Regions from separate parts of the Mus musculus genome. Here regions 2 and 3 are each linked to region 1. A link is a loop called in an ENCODE intact Hi-C map of the cell type or tissue named here. Cell type or tissue: heart. All regions are shown on one strand. Region 1 overlaps Qprt (quinolinate phosphoribosyltransferase). Region 2 overlaps Gm4532 (predicted gene 4532). Region 3 has its middle 11 kb from the start of Cd2bp2.

Region 1 (8,000 bases):
CTATGTGAAGAAGAGTGCTCAGAACCAGAGATGGCACACACACACACACACACACACACACACACACACACACACACACACGAGAGAGAGAGAGAGAGAGAGAGAGAGAGAGAGAGAGAACATGTTAAAATGTTAAAATGCAGCAGCAGCTGCAGCAAGAACCCGGATGTATCTGGGTGATGCAGTACTTGAAGTCTGCTGCAGATCCTGGCTGGGCTCAGCTCTCAGACTCAGAGGGGTGAGGGTTGAACGTGTGCTCATTGCATATTCATGTCCTGCCAAGTCATGGACTCAGCCCCAGTGCGCATTAACAGAAGGGCAGATGAAGAAAACGTGGTGTATTGCATAGGGAAGCTTTAGCCTCCAAGAAAAACGAAAGTGTACCACTTGCAGGAAAGTGGTTAGACCTGGAAATCATGTTAAGGCAAACACACTTGTGGACTGTAGACTGAAAGAAGCCATAAACGTAGGAGGGAGTTCTCTGAGGGGAAGATGGAGGGCGGGGCTAGAGGCATGAGGGTGATGGGCTGAAGACCAAAGTACAATGCAGTCATGTATGAAACTCTGTTTTGTACAACTAACATATGCTGATAAACAGGAATGAAAGACAAAAACGAAGCAAGGCTGGGCACGTCGGCTCATGGCTTCAATCCCAGCACTTGGGAAGGAGGCAGAGGCTGGTGAGTTCGAGGCTCTGTGAGTTCGAGGCCAACCAGAGCAAACAGTGAGACCCTGCCTCAAAAGGAGGAGGCGGCTGGAGCGGCAGAGCTTGAGTGTAGCTACCGTCCTGATCGCAGCCAGGGCACACCCCAAAGAGACAATGCTTAAAACCAAGGCTTAATGTCTAAAGCGGTAGCTTAGACCACACATTTGGGAAACCAAGAAAGGAGGATCAAAAGTTTGAGGCAGCTGGGCACGATGGCACATACCATTAGCTCATTAGGAAGAGGCACGTGCCACCGAGCTTACCCACCTGAGTCCATCCCTGGAAGTCACATGATGGAAGGAGAAAAGCCACTCCCATCCTCTGCGTTACACCCCCAAATAGGTAGGTAGGTAGATACAAACATACATACATATATACATACATACAATTTTTAAAATTAAAAAATTAGCTAGATATAGTGACACATGCTTTTCAGTACTCAGGAGACAGAGGCAGGAGTTTGAGTGAGTTTGAGTCTGCACAGTAAGCTCAGGGGTAGTCAGGGCTATGTAGCGAGACATTGGTTTCAAAATATAAGAAATATTTTTTTAAAAAAATTAAGACACTAGTTTGTGTGGTATGACATCATCTGATCCCACTGATATAAAATGCCAGGAAAAGCAAATTGATAAGGTCAAAGTAGTGGATGCTGGAAGCCGAGCCTGAGCCAAGCATGCCTGGGACTCAGGGGAGTTGCTAAAACTCATTGACTTGTGTTCATACATAAACAGGAAGCCGTGCTCTGACCAATGACACAAGCCATTCTCCAGCCACACTACAACCGTGCCCCTAACTGAGCCTCAAGACGACAGCACTCAGAAGTTAAGTCAAGAAACCCCAGAAGAGGTGGCACTCCGCAGTAGCCCGAGGACTCCGGAGGCTCAGGCATAGACAGAGAGCTTGAAGCCAGTACCTGGCAAGAAAGAAACGGTGCTGTGGGTGTGTGTGTGTAAGTGGTGGTGTGTGTGTGCGCGTGTGAAAGAATCCGCCTCCCAAGGCCTTTCACTTGCCAGGTAAGCACCCCACCAATAAGCTTCACCCTCAGCCTTACTTCAGGAATTTGGTGTGTGGAGGGGTGAGACAGGGTCTATCTATGTAGCCCTGGCTGTCCTGAAACTTGCTCCACAGACTAGGCCAGCCTTGAACTCATAGATCAGATCCGCCTGCCTCTGCCTTCAGGTGTACCACCGCCTGGCAACCACAGGGATTTTTGAAAGTGGCTTCCTCTCTCTCTCTCTCTCTCTCTCTCACACACACACACACACACACACACAACACACACACACACACACACACACACACACACACACACCTGATGGGTTATTAACTCATTCTTCAGGATCTGAGAACAATGAGTTTTCAGCTTCTCTCTGTCAACCCCTCCCAAAAGACTGTCCTCGTGCCGGGAAATTCAGACGGTTAGGGAGCTGCGCTGTGAATATTAGAACAAAAGATTTTTCTAGTTCTTCTATTGCTCAGGGTTGGAAGAATACAATGGCTGGGAACCAAAACAAATTTCTTGTTCCAATTTTTTTAGATTTACTTATTTTTTGTGTATGAGTGTTTCACGTCCGTATATGTATTCACTACATGTGTACCCTTGAAGACCAGAAGTTGTTGGAGCCCCTGGAACCGGAGTCACAGATGATGGCGAGCCACTGTGTGGGTGCTAGAGCCCGAACCTCAGTCCTTTGCAGCAGAGCTCTAACTCTTGAGCTGTCTCCCCAGTCTCTGTGAACTTTCTTGAACAGCAGAAGTAGTGGAGATCTGTGCAAATGTTGGTCCCTGGGCCCCAGCAGGGGAGTCGGGTACCATGTGGAAGGAGGAGCGTGAATCTAATTGCTAGCAGAGCTTCTCAGTCAGGGAAGATCGATGGCCACCACACACTTGGGCCTGCCATACCAGGGCGCTGGTTGTGTGCTGTCATAGATCCTACCTACAGTCCCTACAGTACACAGAAGTTGTTACCCACAGTCCCCCATGGTGCACAGCAGTCATTGCCCACAGTCTCCCATGGTGCACAACAGTCATTACCCACAGTCCCTCACGATACACACAGTATTTATAGATGGAAAACCTTGGCTGGAAATGGAAAGGGAAGCTTCCTCAAGCGCAGAGCTAGAGTGGTGAGGCTTGCAGCTTGACTGTTCTTCCTCTCCACAGTGAGGACTTTCAGGACAACCCAGCTGCTTCAGCCCCCAGACTTCCCCGACACAGACGTCTCCAAGACAAGCTACCCTGGTTGCCTGGTGTAGGGCACACTGTTCACACTGTTTCCACTTGAGGGAATAAACAAACACCTCTGGTGTTCTTTAAGGCCCACCGGCTAACATGTCCAACAAAAGGGATCTCTGAGAGCAGGTTCTGAATAAGCAGCCTTTACTAACCAGCAGCTGCCCCTGGAAGGCACTAACTGCAGCGGGAAGCTTCACTGAGCTGCAGGCGGAGGAGGAACCCGGCTGGTGCAGTGAGCTGCCTGGGGGGGACAGCTGTCAGCCGCCACTGACTAGAGCCCTTGCCACGTCATCTGTGGAGAAGTTTCTCCTAGGCACCTGGACTGTGGAGAGGATAATCTCACGTGGCGGTAAACCTGATCTCTCATGGGAGACCTTATTTTATTAAAAAAAAAAAGATTTATTTGTTTATTTTATGTATATGAGTACACTGTTGCTGTCTTCAGACGCCAGAAGAGGGCATTGGATCCATTACAGATCATTGTGAGCCACCAAGTGGTTGCAGGAAATTGAACTCAGGACCTCTGGAAGAGCAGCCAATGATCTTAATGGCTGAGCCCTCTCTTGGGCCCCACGGGATACCTTTTTATCTGGGGGAGAATAAAACTCTGATAAAATTGGCTTGGCAGCCATGATATATAGCTAATCTGCTGGAGTGCTTACCTGGCATGCAGGAAGCCCTGGGTGCCATCTCCCGCACACCTGTAATTCCAGCATTTGGAGATGGAGACAAGGATCAGAAGTTCAAGGTCACCCTTAGCAAAATAGATGGTTTGAAGCCAGCCTTGGTCAAATGAGACCTTTTCTTTAAATTTTTGTTTTAAATGAACAACAAAAAAAGGTGTTTGGGGGCTGGAGAGATGGCTCAGTGGTTAGGAGCACTGACTGCTCTTCCAAAGGTCTTGAGTTCAATTCCCAACAACCACATGGTGGCTCACAACCACCTGCAATGTGATCTGACGCCCTCTTCTGGTGTGTCTGAAGACAACTACAGTGTACCCATATACATAAAATAAATAAATAAATCCTAAAAAAAGAAAAAAAAAGTGTTTCAGGAGTGGTGGTATGAGCCTGTAACTTTAACTACAAAAGACACTGGGACAGGAGAATTTCAAATTCAAGGCCTGCCTGAGCCATCACTGGGATCTTCACCTGAGGTCTAGATTAGATACAGGGCAAGAAGCATGAATAAACTAAGCCGTCCTGACCAGGGATGCTTCTGCCCATCCTAGCGCTCCTCTGACAAGGCGGTGTGACCAGTAGCCTGTGTGTAGCCTCCTACTGGACACACCCTCCCCAGCTGGCTGCCCCTGGGCTTCAGCATGAGGTTCCCAGGAAATTCTAAAGTTTTGGAGACCATTAGTTCAGTAATGTCTCAGCCAAAGAGAAGGCACAAGCAAACATCTCCTTAGGGTAACTTCAGTCTGATACTGGGTAAGAAAAATAGGGTAAGTCCACACTACTGGGAAGTTCAGGCTCGGTCATAAAGCCGGGCTGGCTCCTGGCCTAATGAGAATGGTGGGAGGTATGAGTCAGAAACATCTGGACTGCTATCCTGACTCCGCCCATGTTCCCTTGGGCTCTCTGAAGGTGATTGTCACAGGAGTCACAGGACTGCCTGTTGTGAGGCAGAGGGACACTCACATCTGAGTCCAGCCTAGCCACCAGTGTCAGGGCTCAGGAGTCTGTCTCCCAGCTCAGCTCTTCCCTCGGCTTTCTTTGTTGATTCATTGGACAAACAGCAGGTGGAGATAGAGGCTAGTCAACACAGCTCCTCCCTGATGCGTCCTTTCCAAATACCCTCATTTCCTAGGGAACAGAAATGACTTCCAAATAGGACCCAGTAGAGACCCCCTATGACCGAGGGCTGGAGCGGCGCACACACTTGGAGGGGTGGCGGGGGGATGATTTGCTGAGAGTGTGAGGGCGAAGGAGAGGCTGCAAAGGGCTGGCTCTGAACACAAGTTAGACCTCCTCCAGAGAGACTGCTCAATGGTAGAGAGAGGCTGCAGGCACCCTGGAGATGTGGTGGATACTGGCAAATGTGGTTCAGGTTCTGAGAAAGGAAAGAGAGAAAGGAAAGAGAGAAAAAGATGCGTAGTGAAAAGAGCCAGGCAGAGCCAGGCAGAGCCAGGCTCTATAGAGTCACTATAGAATTTTGATTGGAAGTCAGAGGATAAAAACAATGAAGATTGCGGTTTTAATATTTAGGGGCCAGTGAGCCGGCTCAGTGTGCAAAGTCACTTGCCTTCAAGTCTGATGACTTAGTTTATTCCCAGAACCCACGTGGTGGAAGGAGAGAACTGACTCCAGGAAGTTGCCCTCTGACCTCCACTCTATGGCGCATGCTTGCCTGCACACATGTATACATTTAAACCGTGTCTAGGGTTCTTGGTTAGGAAGCTATTGAAAGAGCTTTGGCGAGAGGCGGTGAACCAGAGTGAACTGTGACAACAGGGTGTGCTTCTAAAGGTCACATCAAGGTCACAGCTCCAGGGCTCAGTCCTTGCCCAGTATGCCCACTGTGTCTACTGGCTCCCAGGGACTTCTGTGGCACTCTAGACTGGCTGACCCTTTGTTTCCCTGACTCCCCAGCCTGGGTGTCGAGCCCTTTCCTTGTCTACCGTGTCCTGGCTTATGTTATGCAGGTCACTGGTCCTCGCCAGCCTTCTGCCTGAGCCAGAGTCAAACATCAGATGTCACATGCTTGAGGCAGCAGTGTGGACCAGAACCTTAAGGGCAGAGGGAAGCAAAAGAGAAAGGACCAGATGCTGGGAGGTGAGTCCTGCGATGTGAGCATTGGCTCCGAGAGGCCAATAGGGTGAGTGGGAGGAACCTCCATCTCCAGCTCATGAAGAAACAGGAAGAGAGTCTGACTCGCCAAACATGGAGAGTCAGGGTTCCAGAAGTGGAGCTCGGAGTTCAAGGTCAGCCTGATCTACAGAGTGAGTTCTAGGATAGCCATGGCTACCCAGAGAAATCCTGACTCAAACAACAAAGAACAGGGACAAAGTTGAAGGCTCCCTCTCTACCCTGTTTCTGGCTACCAGCCCTTTGTGAAGGTGTTTAATCCCACAATCCTCTGGGAAAGACACTATTTTTAATTTACCAACAAGAAAGCTGAGCACAGCAAGGTGAAGTATGGGGTCTAGGTGGCATAGCTGTCAAGTGTCAGAAATGGGATTTTATGTAGGTGACTCTGGGGTCCCCTCTAAGCTCTGTGCTTGGGAGGCCACAGAGATGTCCATGAGGGGAGTGTGTGTGAGTGTGTATGTGCACGTGTGTGCACGCACACACATTTGAGCCTGTGTATAGAGGCCAGAGACTAATGACCAGTGTGCTTTTCTTTTTCAAGACAAGACCTCAGTGTGTAGCTCTGATCCTCTTGAAACTCACTATGTAGACCAGGCTGGCCTCAAACTCACACCTGGCTAATGTCTACTGTGTTTTTCTATCATTCCTGAGCTCAACTCAGGATCTGCCTACAACTCCCACCCCTCCGCCTCTTCAACACACCGAGTGTGAGCATTGCAGGCTAACTTTTGTGTGAGTCCTGGGGAATCTGAACTCATGCTGGTAAGGCTGGTACTTTACCCACTGAGCCCTCTCTCGAGACCCCATCCTTGAGTATGTGAGGTTTTTAATTTATTCTTATTAAGAATTTGGGTCTGGAGCCTGTGGTGGATCACACACCAGTAATGTCAGCACTTGGGAGGCTGGGGCTCATCGTAAGTTCAAGGTCACTCTGAGCTACATGAGTTGCAAGCCATGTTGGGCTGTGAATCAAGACCCTGGAGATGTGGCCCTGCATATCACTGAGGCTCAAAGGTTAAGTCCACACTGTTCTTGCAGAAGATCCAAGTTCTGTTCCTAGCACACACATCAGGTGGCTCACAACCGCCTGTAACTGTAGGGAGACCCAATGCCTATGGCATCTGGCAACCCCACACATGTGTGCATAACTCCTGCCATGCATAAACAGAATTTAAAATATTAAAAAAATACTCTGTCTTAGGAATAAACAAAACCAGGCACACCCCTTTAATCTCGGCACCCGGGAGGCATAGGCAGGAAGATTGCTGAGTGTTCCAGCCCAGCTAGGGCTCCACAGTGAGGACCTGTCTCAAAACTAAATGAATAATCAGAGGGGAAAGACAGTTCAGGAGGCCCCAAGCTCCATCCCCAGAGACGTACAAAGGTGGAAAGAAGAAGAGAACAACCTCTGAAAAGATGTCCTCTGACCTCCACACTGTGACACCTGACACCCCCACCACCATGCACTCACATACAATAATAAGTTTAAAAATTCAGAAACCCGGGTTGGATGAAAAATGCCATTATTGAACCCCCTTTCTCAGAAAAGGGAATCCATGGCTATTTTCTCAGAATTTCATATTCATGTTGGGCATCCATGCCCTCCCTGAACACCCACCCACAGTTCCTCAGTAAAGAACTCAGGAACCGGGACACTTGCAAAGGTGGTTGAGTTTCCCTACCACCCTGAAGCATCTTCCAGATGCAGAAACCTAGAATCCTTCTGGGTAACTTCCCAGGGTTCCCACAGCTGTGAATCCCCTGGCCTCAAATCCAGGGCAGTGTTAATGTTAGGAGGGAAAGGCAGACCAGGCAGAACACACGGGTTTGATCCCAGCACTTGGCAGGCGGCCGGCGGCAAATTTCGGTAAGTTTGAGGCCAGCCCGATCAGCACAGGCAACTCCCCAGATTCTAGCCAGACCTACAAATCCAGAGCAGGCTCCACAGGCAGGCCAGAGGAGTTGCATGCAAACCGGCAGGAAAGTGGGGAGGATGGGGGAGGAGGCCCCAGGGAGGAAAGGGAAACACAAAAGATTTAAATAAGAGCGGCAAACCTACTAGGGTGGAAGGTCTTAAGCATGCTGCGCAAGTGTCGACCACTGAGCTACACCCCAGACCCAATGCTACTGCAAGAAAAAGAGGCTGTGAGGCTGTAGAAGTCTTCCGATGGCCCTGCAGCCTGTCCTTGATGCACTCTAGGCTCAAGCAGGTGCTGTGAGTCCCAAGCCAGACTCTGCGGCCTGAG
Region 2 (8,000 bases), 110 kb after region 1:
AAATTCAAGGTCAACCTGGTCTATAGAATGAGTTTCAGGACATCGGAGGCTACATAGAGAAACCCTATCTTGGTGAAAGACCCACAATGTGAGGACTCCCCCACGTTTTGACTCAGGAGAGGCGACACCCCAAAATCACCCACAAGAAACGGTCTTATTGCAAATTGCAAGAGGATTTTTATTCAAGAGCGCTCTCAGGCCCACGGTCATACACCACGCAGGGGTAGAGGACCGTGGCGCCCCAGTAGCTGAGTAAGGGGGTATTTAAAGGAAAAAACCACAACTCAAGGAGGTGGGAAGGGCGTTGTTGGAAAATACCAAAAATACCAGTTAAGAGTCACAAGGAAGTACAAAGTCACAGGTGTCACAAGGAATAACTGGTAATTGTTAACTTTCAAGACAGTTTCTAAGAGCCCCTAACAATAGCACATTTACATTGCAGGTTAAGGTAATGGTCAGGGTGGGTCAGGGTGACTTTCTTTGAATGAACACTCTTTGAACCCAGGAAGCGGGTGGGTGGAGGAAGGTATGTCGCTATCTGCTTTATGATTAGCATACCTTGGAGCATTGAGTTTATTACTCTTTCATTGGAAACAAAACAAAAGAATACCACACTTAATGAAGATGGTAGGATATAGGTTAGTGCACACATGCAGCGCTCAGAACAGTGCCTAGGGTGTGATATGAGTTTACAGGAGAGGCCGCTCATCCTCTCCCAGGCTCAGCCACACAGTGGGGTGTCAGCTAAAGCGAGGACCGGCTCTTCTGCACGAGCCCCTGATGGCCCAGTGTGAGCTAAGTTGGCATCCTAGCTGTTGAGGAGAGAGAGAGACCGCCATGATCATCACTTGTAGCACCATGATGACAGTGTTGGCAGAGAAGCCATGCTTAGACACAAGGAAAAGAAAGGGATGGTTCCATCCTATTACATGACACTGCCTCCTCCCCTTCATTTCTTATCACACAGAGCAGACTTGTGGGGGTTGGAGTGTGAAGTGTGACGCCCTGGATTCTCTTCCTGGCACTGAGAGGGAAGCGAGGAAAGGGGAGACAGAAAAGGAAAGGGACAGGCTATGGATTTCTGTACTTGTGAGTAATCCTAGACTGGGGATGCTGAGCCCAGGGGATTTCAAGTTGCAGGCCAGCCTGAGCTACCTGTTGAGACCTGTCCTAAATTAAATTAGAGAGGGAGAGAAGTAAAGAAAGCAATGTAAACTCTTTTCCCTCTCACCCTCCATGAATATGTCCAGCTGATTTCCAAATCCCATCTATCTTTTATATAAATGTGTCTCTTTTTTCTCAACGGGGGATTTAATAGTTTCAAAAAGCAAAATGCAGCTGGTTGTAGTGTCTTGCACCTGTAATCTCAACACTGGGCAGGTTGAGGCAGGGGATTGCCCAAAATTCGAGGCCAGCCTAGGATACATCGTGAATACAGACTAGCTGAGGCTACATAGCAATACTGTCTCAAAAAATAAAATAAAATAAAATAAATCAAGAGACTGAAGAGATGGGTCAGAGGTTAAGAGCACCAGGTGCTCTCCCCAGGGACCCAGGCAGATCTCTGGGAGTTTGTGGTCAGACTGGTCTACACAGTGAGTTCCAGGACAGCTATATAGTGAGACCCTGCCTCAAAAGAAAACTAGACAGCCGGGTGTGGTGGTGGCACATGCCTTTAGTCCCAGCACTTGGGAGGCAGAGGCAGGCGGATTTCTGAGTTCGAGGCCAGCCTGGTCTACAAAGTGAGTTCCAGGACAGCCAGAGCTATACAGAGAAACCCTGTCTCGAAAAACAATAAAGACAGAAAGAAAGAAAGAAAGAAAGAAAGAAAGAAAGAAAGAAAGAAAGAAAGAAAGAAAGAAAGAAAGAAAGAAGGAAAGGAAGGAAGGAAGGAAGGAAGGAAGGAAGGAAGGAAGGAGGAAAATGAGGGCTGGAGAGAGAAAGACACTTGTTGTATGCTGCAGGCCACTGGAGTGCAACCCCTCACGCGAGCACACACACATACACACACACACACACCAATAAATTAAACTGAAAGATTTCATCTTACCCCAGTCAGAATGATTATCATCAAGAAAACATAGCAGCAAATTCTGGGGAGATGGTGGGAAAGGGAGAACTTGTATTTGTTACTGGTGTGACCTGGTATAGCCACTATGGAAATCAGTGTAGAGATTTCTCATAAAAACTAAAAATAGAGGCTGGAGAGATAGTTCAGTGGGTAAGAGCACTTGCTGCTCTTGCAGGGGACTCAAATTCAGTTCCCAGCACCTACCTAGTGACACACAACCATCACTAACTCTGATCGTAGGGAGTCTAGTGTTGGCTTCTGAGAGCACCAGGCATATCAGTGGTACACAGATGTATATACAAGCAAAACACTCCCGTAAAAAAACAAAAACAAAAAACACTAAAAATAGCATGTGTGGTAACCAATGGCTTTAGTCATAGCATTAGGAAGCCTTGTAGATCTCTACGAATTCTAGATTAGCCTGGTCTGTATACCAAGGTCCAGGCGGAACAACTCTATGTATGTATGTCATAGAGACCCTGTCTCAAAATATACAAGAACAAGAATCTAGAACCACCCTATGACCCAGCTGCACCACCCATGGCTGCATTCTGAGAAGACAAAATCCAGCCGTGGGGATACCTGCTCTCTCCATGCTGGGGAATGAGATCAGACAGTGGAGGACAATGGGAAGGTGGGGCTTATACACCATGGAGTTTTATTCAGCTCTAAAGAAAAATGAAACTATGAAAGTTTTGGGAACGAGGGTTAGAACTGAAGACATTACATTACTGAGGCAAGCCAGACTCAGAAAGACAAACAGCACTTGCTCTCTCCTAGCAGATCCTAGCTTCTAATTGTTAAATGTGTTTATCTGGATGAATGAATAAAGGCCAAGGAAGTAGGAAATGATCCATGAGATGAGGGGAAATGGCTTTAAGGGAAGGGCTGGGGGTGGGAGAGGTGGCTCGGCCATTAGGAACACTGGCTGTTCCTGTAGAGGCCCATGTTTGGTTCTAAGCACTCACGTAGAGTGGCTTACAACTGCCTGTAATTCTAGCTCCAGAAGATCCCTCACTCTCTCCTGGCCTCTGTGGTATTCATGTGCACAAACCTCGCAGAGATGCACATATACCCAATTAATTAAATAACAACAACAGCAATATATTTTCACCTGACAAGGTGGTGCACACCTTTAATCCCAGCACTTGGAAGGGAGAGGCAGGTGGATCTCTGTGAGTTCAAAGCCAGCCTAGTCTATAGCATGAGTTCCAGGACAGCCAGGGCTTTATAGAGAGACCCTGTCTAATAAATCTAAGATAAATAAAATCATTTCTATAAAGTCAGAGGGTGGAAGACCAATAGAATACAGGAGCTATTGAAGAGGAGGAGGGTTCTGGAGTCAACAGGGGGTCAGAGCGTTAGGAGAGGAGATGATGAGTATGTGAGAGAATCAACCAATGAAATATGTACAACACACCATTAGGAAACTGGCCCATTTATACACATACTATCAGGTATTAATCTAATATATTGTATCAATATAACACTACTCTAATTGTATTATTCTAGATTTTTCTCCTTTGTCTATACATAGGTATTTATGGGTTTTTGGTTGTTTTATTTTTTGTTTATTTAGATAGAGTTTCTTTGTGTAGACCAGGCTTAGAGATCTACGTGCCTCTGACTCCCAAGTGCTAGGATTAAAGTGTGCTCCACCACTACTCAACTTTTTTTTTTTTTTTTTCTGAGACAGAGTTTCTCTGTATAGCCCTGGCTGTCCTGGAACTCACTTTCTAGACCAGGCTGGCCTCAAACTCAGAAATCTGCCTGCCTCTGCCTCCCAAGTGCTGGAATTAAAGGCGTGCGCCACTCATGTATATGAGTACACCATTGCTCTCTTTAGACACGCCAGAAGAGGGCATCAGATCCCATTACAGATGGTTGTGAGCCACCACGTGGTTGCAGGGACTTTAACTCAGAAGAGCAGTCAGTGCTCTTTTGTTTTTTTTAGTTTTGGGTTTTGTTTTTGGAGACAGGGTTTCTCTCTGTAGCCCTGGCTGGCATGGAACTCCTTCTATGGCCTTGGACTAAGAGCTCCACCTGCCTCTGTCTTCTGAGATTAAGGGCATGTACCACTACTGTCTATCCCAAGTATGGAAGTTGGGGAGGAGGTGGTGGTGGTAGGGGAACAGCACAGGAGGACAACTTGTCAGAACCAGCTCTCTGCTGCCACCATGTGGGAGTCTCAGGGACCAAATTCAGGTTGTCTGACTTGGCTCATCTTGTTGCCCACAATGATGCATTTTTATGGTGAAAGTGTTCCTGTTTGCTGTATTATCTACATCTCCTACCAAATGCTTTGGGCTGAATGGTATTTTTTTTTCTATGTGTTTGTGTGCACTCACCTGTGCAGGTACATGACCAAACCACAGTGCAGATACATAATGAAGCCACAAATAAACGTGGATGTCTTCCTCATTTTTTTTTTAACCCTGCATTGGTGTTTTGCCTGCATGTATGCCTACACAAGGCTGTCAGAGATCCTATGGAACTGGAGTTACAGTTGTGGCTGCCAAGTGGATGCTGGGACTTGAACCCCAGGTCCTTTGGGAGAATGCTGAGCCATCACTCCGGCTCCTTCCTCTAATCATGCTTACCTTACGTTTTGAGACAGGGTCTCTCCCTGAACAGGAGAATGCGGTTTTCATTAGGCTGCCTGGTCAGTTGAGCCTCCAGCATCTGGCAGCTGCCTGCTCTCTCTCCCAACACTTGGGCTATAGATGTGCGACTGCTACAGGTTTAACATGGTTGCTGGGGGCCTAAACTCAGGCCATAATGTTTAAGCAGCAGGCCCTTTACCTGGGGAACCATCTTCACCGTCTAGGGTAACAGTTTGAAAAATTTCAAACTTCGATCACACCCAATTCCAAATCTGTCATTAGAGCTTGGGGATTCAACTGAATTGGCTCAGGATTTGCCGTGGTTAAAGAGTCCCAAGTCAGGCCTTTGGAGACTCTGGATGCCAGGAGTAAGACCAACCGCCTGGCCTCAGAACCAACTAAGTGCCTAAGGATCTGTGGTCTAGAGCACTGGCGTAAGGATGGAGTCTGGAAGCCAGTCTGCCTGAAATCCTTTTGCTTGTTATTGTGAGACAGGGCTTCTCTGTGTGGGGGTGGGGTGTTCCTATAGCTCCAAGAGGAAGCAGAGAGCCGAAGCTGAGGGACTACAGGCTGGAAGGAGAGATAGCCTAGAGTGCAGGGGGAAAGGGGACTAGTACATCAGTAGAAAGATCCAGATGGATGCAGCAGGCCAGAGCTGAGGGAAGGTTGTTGCCCAATGGTGAGCGCCCAAGGGCATAGCAGGCTCCAGGTTCGAGAGAGGCATTTATGGTATAGACCAGAAGTAGACTGGTTAAAGTTAAGGGAGAAAGAAACAAGTAGGAACTCCAGCAAGGGAGGGTTCCAATGTCACAGAAGCCACAAGGGTGTGGAGACGCTGCAGGACTAAGCAGGCAGGCTCCTACATAAAGCAAGGAAACCTGCAAAATCTAGGACTAGGAAGGCATAAAGAGCGAGCAGGTAGCTCTGAGCAGAATGGAAAAGGGCGATGTCCATGTGAGCGTAGCAGGCTAGAGTCATAGCAGGCTGTGGGAGCCAGAGAGCGGAGCCCACAAGGTGGGCACAGCAGGGAGGGAAGCAACAGCTGAAGAGTCAGACTACAGACCCAACAACTGTAATTTAGAGACGGGACATTTACACAGTGTTGGGAAAACTAGACAAAAACGAACTGAGCTTGGAGCAGAGAACAGAGAAATAGGGAGAGAATCTCTTTTCCACTCCCCTCGATTGCTGGCAGTGTAGACTAAGATCTAGGATGCCACTAGTTGGCCACATTTGGACTGACTAAGGGATACTGAGGCCAAATTTGATTGCAAAAGCCAATACGTTTGGAGTCCTTCAGTTCAGATGCCAGGTAAAGAGGGGTCGGGTGTTCTGCAAGAAGCATCCCAAAGGGAGCCAGGAGGTACAAAAAGCTATTCCCATGGGTGAGGAAGAGGAAGAGGTCCTAGGCCTGAAGATCAGTGTCACCAGGATCCAGGGAAGGCTGAACTGGAAGGCACAGCTGAATGTGGGACAAGGGTTAAAACCCTGAGGAGACTGGTACCAGGGCCTTTGAGGGAACCCAAAAGGCAGAAACAGAGCTCAGAAATAAAGCCTAACCCAAAGGGATAGGGTCCAAAGCCCGGTGGGAACTTCTGCCTCCAAGAACACCAGAGATCTGGTGAAGCATTTACACCAACCAAGGGGGAGCATTTATCAAGCCATCAGTGGGCCAGGTGGGTCTGTTGCAGGTAGAACTGGTGGGTAGGGTCCCAGAGTGGCTTTAACCCCCAAAAGGGGAAAGCAGGCACCAGGATATTCATGTTAGGGCGGGTTTGTATCGAAAGTTGACCTTGGTGGCTGGGGCCAAGGAATTTGCAGAGAACACACCACACAATTGACCTATAATAATGCAATAAATGTTAAGAGATTTATTGGGGGGGCACAAAAGGCTGATTCAGAGCAGGAGAGAGAGAGAGAGAGAGAGAGAGAGAGAGAGAGAGAGAGAGAGAGAGAACGAACCATTGATGGCATGGGCTTTATAAAGGGTATGGCAGCTGGTGATGATATAGCTGCTGGGGCTGGATTGCTGAAGGCAGGTGAGGGCACACCTGGTTCTGGAATGTGGGCAGCTCCTAACACATGTCCCACCTGTGACCTCAACTACAAATAGTACCATACAGAATGTTCCAGAAAACAGCAACCACGTCCTTGTTCCAAAAAGTTACAGCCATCTTGCAAGCCTACATTTGTCTCAAAAGATCACTGTAACCACCTGTTGTTATGAACGCCTTGTAACTGTTCTGCTCTGTAACTCCACCTATTTGCCTGCCAAATCCCCAGTTTGGACCCCCCCAACCCCCTCGAGCTATAAAACCCTTATTTTTCCCTAGTTCAATACTGACCTTTGAATCCATCTTAGGGGCAGGCATCTCGTGTAGAAGAGTAACAAAGCTTGCTTTAATTGGGCATGATAATTTGGGTCAGTGGTCTTTCTCCTCCCTGCTTTGGGATTAACAGGACCAACCAATTTTTTTTTTTAAGTTAGTTAGAATTTTTAAAATTTGGGGGGCACATTGCACCAGTGCATGTGGAGGTCACAGGACAACGTGCACTCTCCTTTCCACCACACAGGTTCCCTGGAGAGAACTCAGGTTGTCAAGCTTGCGGACAATCCCCTTTTCCCACTGAGGCATGCCACTGGCCCAGTTCTCCACGCCTTGTATGATTTTTTTTAAAAAAACTGACCGCACTCTAGCCGGGCGTGGTGGCGCACGCCTTTAATCCCAGCACTCGGGAGGCAGAGGCAGGTGGATTTCTGAGTTTGAGGCCAGCCTGGTCTACAAAGTGAGTTCCAGGACAGCCAGGGCTATACAGAGAAACCCGGTCTCGAAAAAACAAAACAAAAAACCCCACAAAAACTGACCGCACTCAAGGGACAGACGATGCATGGTTTAACTTTATCTCTAACTTCTGCTTTATTGACAAATCTAATATAATACAAATAACATTATGTACTGCTAAAACATAACGAATTAATAAAAACCCCGTTAGCACTCGCTTTAGTGGCAGGACGGAAGCCTCTGGGTACTCACCTCTATAAAGGAAAACCTGCCTACAACATAAGATGCCGGGGTTATGCTTCTAGGGCCTGGATCCTTTGGAACGTGACTCCAGCAAGATGGAGGCAGGGTTTATTCTTCAGTCCCTCCCTGGGCTTGGCCTTTGCAAAGCCTTTCTTTGTTTTTCTACCTTTGTCTCCGCCTGTCGTCCTTTGTTCTGTCTCCCGCCCGTTTCTCTCCAGGCTCTCCGCCTCTTAGGGCCCCTGATTCCATTAGGGTGACTTGACGGTTCTTATCTGTTTCTACATCTCTTTGTCTCTGGTA
Region 3 (8,000 bases), 67 kb after region 1:
AGGAAACAGCTGGTGACAGAGTTGACATAAACAAAAATACACACATTCACAGATACACACCCAAGCCTGAGAAAGCACTCTCAGAGTCACAGATGCACACCCAAGCCTGAGGAAGCACTCTCAGAGTCACAGATGCACAACCAAGCCTGAGGAAGCACTCTCAGTAGTCCTTGGCTCTATGCTCAACCTCCAGTTTCCTGAGACTGGCTTCAGAAGGGAGACTGGTGTGAGTTATCAAGTCAAAAACGAAGAAACTGGCTGTGTGGTGGTGGTGCATGCCTTTAATCCCAACTCCAGAGAGGAAGAGAGCTCTGTGAGTTCAAGGCCAGTCTGGTCTACTGAGCCAGTTCCAGGACAGTGAGGGCTACAGAGAAATCCTGTGTCAGGAAAAAAAAGAAAGGGGGGGGGGGTGACGAGGAGGAGGGAAGATGATCTTGTTACTAAATAAATCTCCAGTTTCACTTTATTTCAGATGACTTAAGAATCACTAATTAGGGGGTGGGAGAGCAGGAGAGATGATGGAGAGATGATGGAGAGAGAGTACTGTGCATATTGTATGGGTGCATCATTTGTCAATTAAAAACATGGTTGGGGGTAGGGAGATGGCTCAGCAGTTAAGGGCACTGACTGCTCTTCCAGAGGTGCTGAGTTCAATTCCCAGTACCCACATGGCTCACAATCATCTGTAATGGGATCCAATGCCCTTCTCTGGTGTGTCTAAATACAGTTACAGTGTACTCATACATAAAATAAATTGAAAAAAATTAAAAATCAAACTCTATGGGCTATAGAAAAGGATAGAATTAAAGGACATCTGAGAGGCGGGGGGGGGGGGGTGAGGGGCTGGAGAGATGGCTCAGTGGTTAAGAGCACTGACTGCTCTTCCAAAGGTCCTGAGTAATGAGATCTGACGCCCTCTTCTGGTGCATCTGAAGACAACAACAGAGAGCTGGCTCAGGGGTTAAGAGCACTGACTGCTTCTTCTGAAGATCCTGAGTTTAAATCCCAGCAACCACGTGGTAGCTCACAACCATCTGTAATGAGATCTGGTGACCTCTTCTAGTGTGTCTGAAAACAGCTACAGTGTACTTACATATAATAAATAAATCTTTAAAAAAAATTTAAAAAAAATTCTGGGACAGAGCCAGGTACAGAAGAGTCAACCAAGATTTGATGAGACAGACACATGGTACCTGAGCACAGGTAACCAGCCACATGCAGAATGCAGGTTAAAATAAGTGGGTTCTTTTAAGTTATGATCTAGTCAGAGAAAAGCCTAGCTATATCACCAAGGTATTTGTAAATATATTTTGAATCTGAGTCTTATTTCTGGGAGCATGGGGCTGGAAGAACCAGACCAAACTTCTATAAATGGTACCCAACATGGGGCTTGAACCCATGACCCTGAGATTAAGAGACTCTTGCTCCACCAACTGAAGTAGCTGGGCTCAGTGTAAAAGCTTCTCCCATCTTATTGTAACCACTGCTCTTGTAGAAGACTCTGGTTCAAATCCCAGCACCCACATGATGGCTCACAACCATCCATAACTCTAGTTTCAGGGCATCTGACCCCTTCTTCTGACCTCACAAGTACCAGACATGCATGTGGCGCATGTACACATATTCTGGCAAAGCTCCCATACATATAAAAATAAGGTAAACAAGTCTAAAAGTAATTTTTAAGTACTAATTTTGGACATCGCAGAGCCAGGCAATACCTAATCAGCTTATTAGCGTTGTTGTAGTGACAATCCCTGCTGTGGCCTGTGGTGCCAACAGTGGCCTGGGTCGGTTTCCAGGGATCTGAAGCAGTTTCCAGGGATCTGAAGGCTACTTTTACTAGAAATGCTTCCTTGCTGTGAAGTGGAAGAGATGAACAGACTTGGCCTCTCTGTCTAAGTAACAGGTCTGTCTCTTTCATTGCCTTTGTCTTTAGGTCGGATTCTCTTCAGCTTTAGACCTGTTGATCCCTGAGCAGTGTCCTGTCTGGAACGTGACCTAGACTTGCCCAGTAAGTGTCTGCTCTCTTTGGCCTTCAAGGATAAAGGCACTTACCAGCCACATGGCCGGACCTCCAGACCATCAGAGGATTGGAAGGTGGCATTCCTCCCGACTGGAACTCCTCCACCTAACCCAAGAAAGAGCATGAACAACCTCCCCTTTTCCTGCCTGTCTGCCACTCCTGAGGCCTGCGTCTGGGACTACTGATCCATAGGCCCAGCTCTTCATCCGTCCTGGACACTGGAAGCAAGTTTTCTTCATGTCTTCAGAAGAAGAAGAAGAAGAAGAAAAAAAAAAACATAGCTCTCACCTCTAGGAGAGTAAATGATAGTTTTTCGACAGCTGAATTTGATTGAGTGAGTGTGGCTGGAGGAACATGGGACTAGATTACCTCAAGTTCCAGGTCCCCAATGGAAGCAGATTCGTGGCATTTATAGTGACATGTCAAAGAAAGTCAAATCCAAGCAAGTTTAAAATGCATGGGTGGAAACATCAAAGAGGCAGTTACAGAAGGGGGAAGCCCTAGACGCTATCTGATGCCATTCTTAGCTTTTGGGTTTGTGGACGTTGGTGTTCTGAGTTAATAGATACCCAAGGTTTTTATCTATTAGTCGCAGGATGTTAGTCTGGTACAGAGTTGGGCAAAGGTCACTGTTTAAGGCGCTAAAGATTCCATCTCTCACCAGGCAGTGGTGGCGCACGCCTTTAATCCCAGCACTTGGGAGGCAGGTGGATTTCTGAGTTCGAGGCTAGCCTGCTCTACAGAGTGAATGAGAAACCCTGTCTCAAACAAAACAAAACAAACAAAACAAATCTCATCTTTTCACCTTGCTGCAGCCCTTCCAACCCCCCATCCCCACCCCCCAAACCAGCAAGTGTACCTGTATGTATTGGAACTCACTATGCAGACAAGACTCAAACTCACAGATACCTGCCTGCCTCTGCTTTCTGAGTTCTGGAACTAAAGATATGTGCTACTTTTTTTCCCCTCCAAATTTTATGTGTATGGGTGTTTTGCCTGCTTGTATGAACATGCACCACGTATGTGCCGTGCCTGAGGAGGCCAGCAGGAGGCATCAGATCTCCTGGACCTAATGTGCTATGTACTGCTGTGCCTGATGGTGCTGGAAATCAAGCCAAAGTCCACAGGAAGCGCAGCCGGTGCTATACAGCTGCAACCACAGCAGTTCTAATCAGTTAGTCGGTCTTTGCGGACACAGTTTCTTTCCCAGAATTCTCACTCATATCCTGGACAACTGTCCTGTGGACATTCTCCCCTGTGGGATGAACTTAGACCTGGGCTGGTGAGTCTCTAAACTGACTTCTCCTGAGACAAATTCTAAACAAGCTTATGCTGCAGACACCGTAGAGCACTGGGGCTGATAGGAAATGCTCTTTCTCATAGGCTGACCTGAGAAGGTGAGACCTGACAGAGAAAGGGAGCCAGCCATGGGGGATTAGGAAGAAGGGACTTCTGGAGGAAAACATCTCCAATTCACAGCTCCTAAAATGAATCAGGCTTGGAATGTCCTGGGAAAGCCATCTCTCCAGCCCCTAGCTGGGCACTTAATAGGCTGGTTCCTTATGACCTTTTTTAGATTGTTATTTTGCCTTCCTCCTCTAAATGACTTCCTAAACCTGATCTGAACAAGGACACCAACAGACATGCTAATGTGGATGAAGGAGCGCTCAGGAGACCTCAACCCTAGACAAAGAACAGTAAGGATGCAGAGAGCAGAGCAACAGCCTTACCCTGGGTAGAGCACAACTGGTTATCCAGTCCCAAATGGTCAGCCTTGAAAACATACACACAAGTAATGTGTACAGACTGAGTGGGTTATATTTATGTATTTAGGAATATCTGTTATATACATAACAAGAATTACAGGAAAACACAGCCATGAATTTGAAAGAGAGCAAGGGGAGGGTATGTGGGGGAATTTGGAGAGAGGAAACAAAAAGGAGAAATGATGTAATTGTATTGTAATCTCAAAAAATGTGAAAAAATAACCCAATGCTAGTATTTTATGTTATTAATACTTCCTGAACAAAGGACTTCTCTAGTTAACCGGGGGGGGGGGGGGGGGGAGGAAGGAGCAGACACCATGGAAAACCCCTTCATTCTTGTCATCTTCCTCAAATAGACTTTTTTGTTGATAGATGATAATATTCTAGCTAAGGTCGGATCATGAACAAGGCCTTGAGTTCCATGTGTAACACTGGTAAAAGGGGGGTGGTGGTGGGGGGTTGAATTTCCTGATTTAGGCTGAAAGGATGACACCTGCCTGTAATGGAAGCCAGCCATGTCTCAAACAACAGAGAAACTGAAATAGGTCTATGCCTCTTGCTGCATAACTATTGGCCCAAGCAACCCCTAGATCCACCCCCTTTCTTCAGTTACCCTGTCATTCCCTCAGGAAGCACCCTGCAGGTCCTACGCTCCAACTACTAAGAGGGTGACATTTCTCCTCATCACCAGAACAGATGTGCGTGAAAAGTGTACAGATGTGTCTAAGTGCACATTAATAGGTCTACATACATGAGCACTAGGGAAATTTCTGGAACAATCCTGTCAAGAGAGTTGGCTCAGTGGTTAAGAGTTCTTGTTCTTACAGAGGACCCAAGTTGGATGCCTAGAACTTACATGGCAGTTCACAGTTGGCTGTATCTCCAGGGCCTATAGTCCACTCCACAGACTTCATACCCCCAGGAGGGAGGGGGTCAAAAGCTCCGCATCTAGATGGACCCAGAAGAGTCGGTGGCAGAGGGGCTCCAGCCAAGTCTACCATAGTGGTCACATCCAGTCTCCCAAAACTGCCTTGCTCCCTCCATCTGTCTCTAGCATACACTGCATGAGTATTCACAGAGAATAGAGCCCCCTGCTGACCTCCAGAGAGAACTTCAGAGATGTCAGTGGGAAACCCAAGGATTCCTCCAAGCCCATGTCAGCTGTCACTGACTGAGGATACAACTTGGGGACAGGGTTGAACACGGAAGATTACATTTTAAAGTAACAACAAACTTGACAGGTCAAGCCTGGTAACTTACACCTTTAATCTCAGCACTCAAAAGGAGGCAGGTGAATCTCTGTGAGTTCAAGGCCAGCCTGGTTTACACAGCAAGTTCTAGGTCAACCAAGGCTAGTGAAACCTTGTCTCAAAAACAAACAAACAAACAAACAAACACCCAACCAACCAAAACAGTAACAAATGCCAGGCATAGATTTGCAGGCCTTTAATCCAGCACTTAAGAGGTAGAGGCAGGTGGATCTCTGAGTCTGAGGCCTGCTTGGTCTACAGGGCAAGTTTCAGGACAGCCAGGGCCACACAGAAAAAGCATGTCTCAATAAATAAATAAATAAATGGGAAAACAACAACAAAAAGCACGGGAGTGACTGTGACTGAAACTGCCTTGTCACCAGCTTGTCTGGGTCAATCCATGCAGAGGGCGAGTTCGCCTGTGGAGAGACACAGCCTAAAGAGTGGGCTTTGTCTCGGACTGTCCTGAAAATGTCCTGGAGGTCATTCATGTTTCTCTAGGAGCTTGCCTGGCCTCTTTACTGGTCCTGCTCTATGTTTAGGGATAAATATTCCCACACCCTTACCCTTGTCCATGACATTGAGTCACTCACATACACAGGGCTACAGCCCAGGATCCAGCCGGCAGCTGTGTAACAGGTTATACACTATTTAGGTCTGTGCAGTAACACCCTATACTGTTGGCATAGCAACTGTATAAATGGAAAAAGCAATCACCTAGTAACCTGTTGCTCAGATGGCGCCCCCACTCTCTCTCTTTTACTTTGTGTGTGTGTGTGCTTTGTCTGTAACGTATGTCTGTGTTGTACATGTATGCCTGCTGCCTGGGGAGGCCAGGTTACTTGTGCCCAGAGCCAAAGTTATGGATGGCTGTGAACCTGTATGTGAGTGCAGGAATTGAACTCAGACCCTCTCTAAGGTCATCCAGGGCTCTAACCATTGCACCAACTCTCCAGCCCCTGACACCTCCTATTCTCTTTTTTGTTTTGTTTTTTGAGACAGGGTTTTTCTGTGTAGCCTTGGCTGTCTTGGAACTCACTTTGTAGACCAGGCTGGCCTCGAACTCAGAAATCTGCCTGCCTCTGCCTCCCAAGTGCTGGGATTAAAAGTGTGCGCCACCACGCCTGGCTACACCTCCTATTCTCAAGCACCATGTGATGGTAGAAATTGGACAGGGTTGCAGGTGCAGCTTGCCTGTTGCCTCAGTATGCTGAAGGTCCTGGGCTTCCCAGCAGGGGAAGAATCAGGTTGGGGCTGAGAGGGACAGACATGAATCAAAACAGGAGGTACTGGTTTTGTTTTTTTTTTTTTTTTTTTTTTTTGGGTTTTTCGAGACAGGGTTTCTCTGTGTAGCCCTGGCTGTCCTGGCACTCACTTTGTAGACCAGGCTGGCCTCGAACTCAGAAATCCGCCTACCTCTGCCTCCCGAGTGCTGGGATTAAAGGCGTGCGCCACCACACCCAGCTGAGGTACTGGTTTTTAAACCTGAAAAGAAACTGCAGGGTGCACGCTTAAATCCCAGCACTCAGAGCCAGGCAGATCTCTGTAAGTTCCAGGAGCGGGCTGGGGTGTGTTACAGCAAAGTGTTTCCCCAGCATCCATAGAGCCCTGAGTACCTCAGTACCACATAAACTGAGTGTAATAACACACGCCTGTAAACTCGGTATCTGAAGATGGACCTAAGAGGAACGCAAGCTGGAGCCCAGTCTAGGAGACATAAACTTGTCTCAGAAAAGAAGAGGAAAGAGAAGTTACTGCCTGAGAACACTTAACAGCAGCATCTGACCATGCCTTGTGTCTGGGATATAAAAATGTCTCTCATATCTCAGTGAGAGGAAGATAACCTAATTCTAAGAATTATAGTTAATTTGAGACACAGCCATGTCTCTCATGCTACACCCCAGTCCAGACTTGAACTCATGAGCCTCCTCTTGCTTCAATCTGAGCACCTGGATTATAAGCATATGTCGCCAGTCCCAACTACAGCTTTTAAAAAATGGGCAAAAATATAAAGAAAAAAAAAATCACAGGCTGGTGAGATGGCTCAACGGTTAAGAGCGCCAACTGCTCTTCCAAAGGTCCCGAGTTCAAATCCCAGCAACCACATGGTGGCTCACAACCATCCGTAACAAAATCTGATGCCCTCTTCTGGAGTGTCTGAAGACAGCTACAGTGTACTTACATAGAATAAGTAAGTAAGTAAGTAAGTAAATAAATATTAAAAAAAAAAATCACTGAATCTCGTGACTAATCTTTAGGGACAGGCAGAGTGACTGAGGTCCTTGAACACTCACAGGCTGAGGGGCACCGGGCTTGCGGCTTCACCTCAGTGCTCCGCTCCGCATCTCATCTGCTTCCTCAGCACAATGGGCAAATTCGGTATTAAATAAAGAGTTGGGACTAATATGTGTAGGGATGCCTCAATGCCAGTCTTCCTTGCCAAACGATGGCTTGATACTCGGAACAAGGACAGTGTGGACTGGGTGAGAAACTCAGCTACTTGGCAAGCATGGAGCGGCAGAAATAAATGTGCTCAGAGCAGGACACTGGAGCCAGGGATCCTGAAGCCACTGCAAACTGCAGGGCAGAGGCCGGCAGAGGAGAGGGTGGGAACCGGAAAGTCAGAGCAAGACTGATCGCATCAGAACAGGAAAACAGAAACTGCTCAAGGCATCCCCCGGGGCAACCCCCAGGCTGCTGGCTTCTACAGCCCCAGCACCTGCAGTATGGCAGCTGGAGTCCTACCTTAGAGATAGTCTAGGCCTGACAAGCCCCTGAAGAACAGAGACTTGGTAGGGAGAGGCCGGCAGTAGCTGGAATTAGCTGAGTGTAGGTAGACTGTATATAGGGCCCCAAAGTATTGGTGGTGGCCTGGGGTTGCTGAAACCCTGTTTAACACCATAACCTTGATCCCCAAAAGGACCAAGGACAGCCTGTCCTCCAGGGGGAGTTCAGAAATGA

The links. Hi-C counts contacts between places; a loop is a spot of excess contacts. Peaks named below come from ENCODE experiments on the same cell type or tissue, not always from the same donor. Only the 100,000 strongest peaks of a DNase experiment are listed, where the experiment ranks them.
Region 2: it touches region 1 in a loop (2.9-fold over the local background); 5 of 42 quality-filtered maps call a loop at or near these places.
Region 3: it touches region 1 in a loop (3-fold over the local background); 13 of 42 quality-filtered maps call a loop at or near these places.

The regions. Positions count from the first base shown.
Region 1 is chr7:127,113,569-127,121,568 of GRCm38, forward strand. The region is part of intron 1 of Qprt (quinolinate phosphoribosyltransferase); the gene reads right to left. Among named protein-coding and RNA genes, the nearest start is that of Qprt, 4.5 kb to the right of the region's middle. In heart, a CTCF peak has its summit at 4,674; a DNase peak (open chromatin) is centred at 4,433; H3K4me3 peaks cover 1,007 bases; H3K27ac peaks cover 1,285 bases; H3K27me3 peaks cover 1,151 bases.
Region 2 is chr7:127,224,856-127,232,855 of GRCm38, forward strand. It overlaps Gm4532 (predicted gene 4532), which reads right to left. Exons shown (of 1, transcript NR_030674.1): 1 at 7,563-8,000. It also overlaps a transcript of Septin1 not described here. Among named protein-coding and RNA genes, the nearest start is that of Zfp553, 4.2 kb to the right of the region's middle. In heart, a CTCF peak has its summit at 4,255 (motif pointing left); a DNase peak (open chromatin) is centred at 4,226; H3K4me3 peaks cover 3,138 bases; H3K27ac peaks cover 3,565 bases.
Region 3 is chr7:127,180,958-127,188,957 of GRCm38, forward strand. No RefSeq gene overlaps it. Among named protein-coding and RNA genes, the nearest start is that of Cd2bp2, 11 kb to the right of the region's middle. In heart, CTCF peaks have their summits at 3,072 (motif pointing right) and 4,868 (motif pointing left); a DNase peak (open chromatin) is centred at 3,134.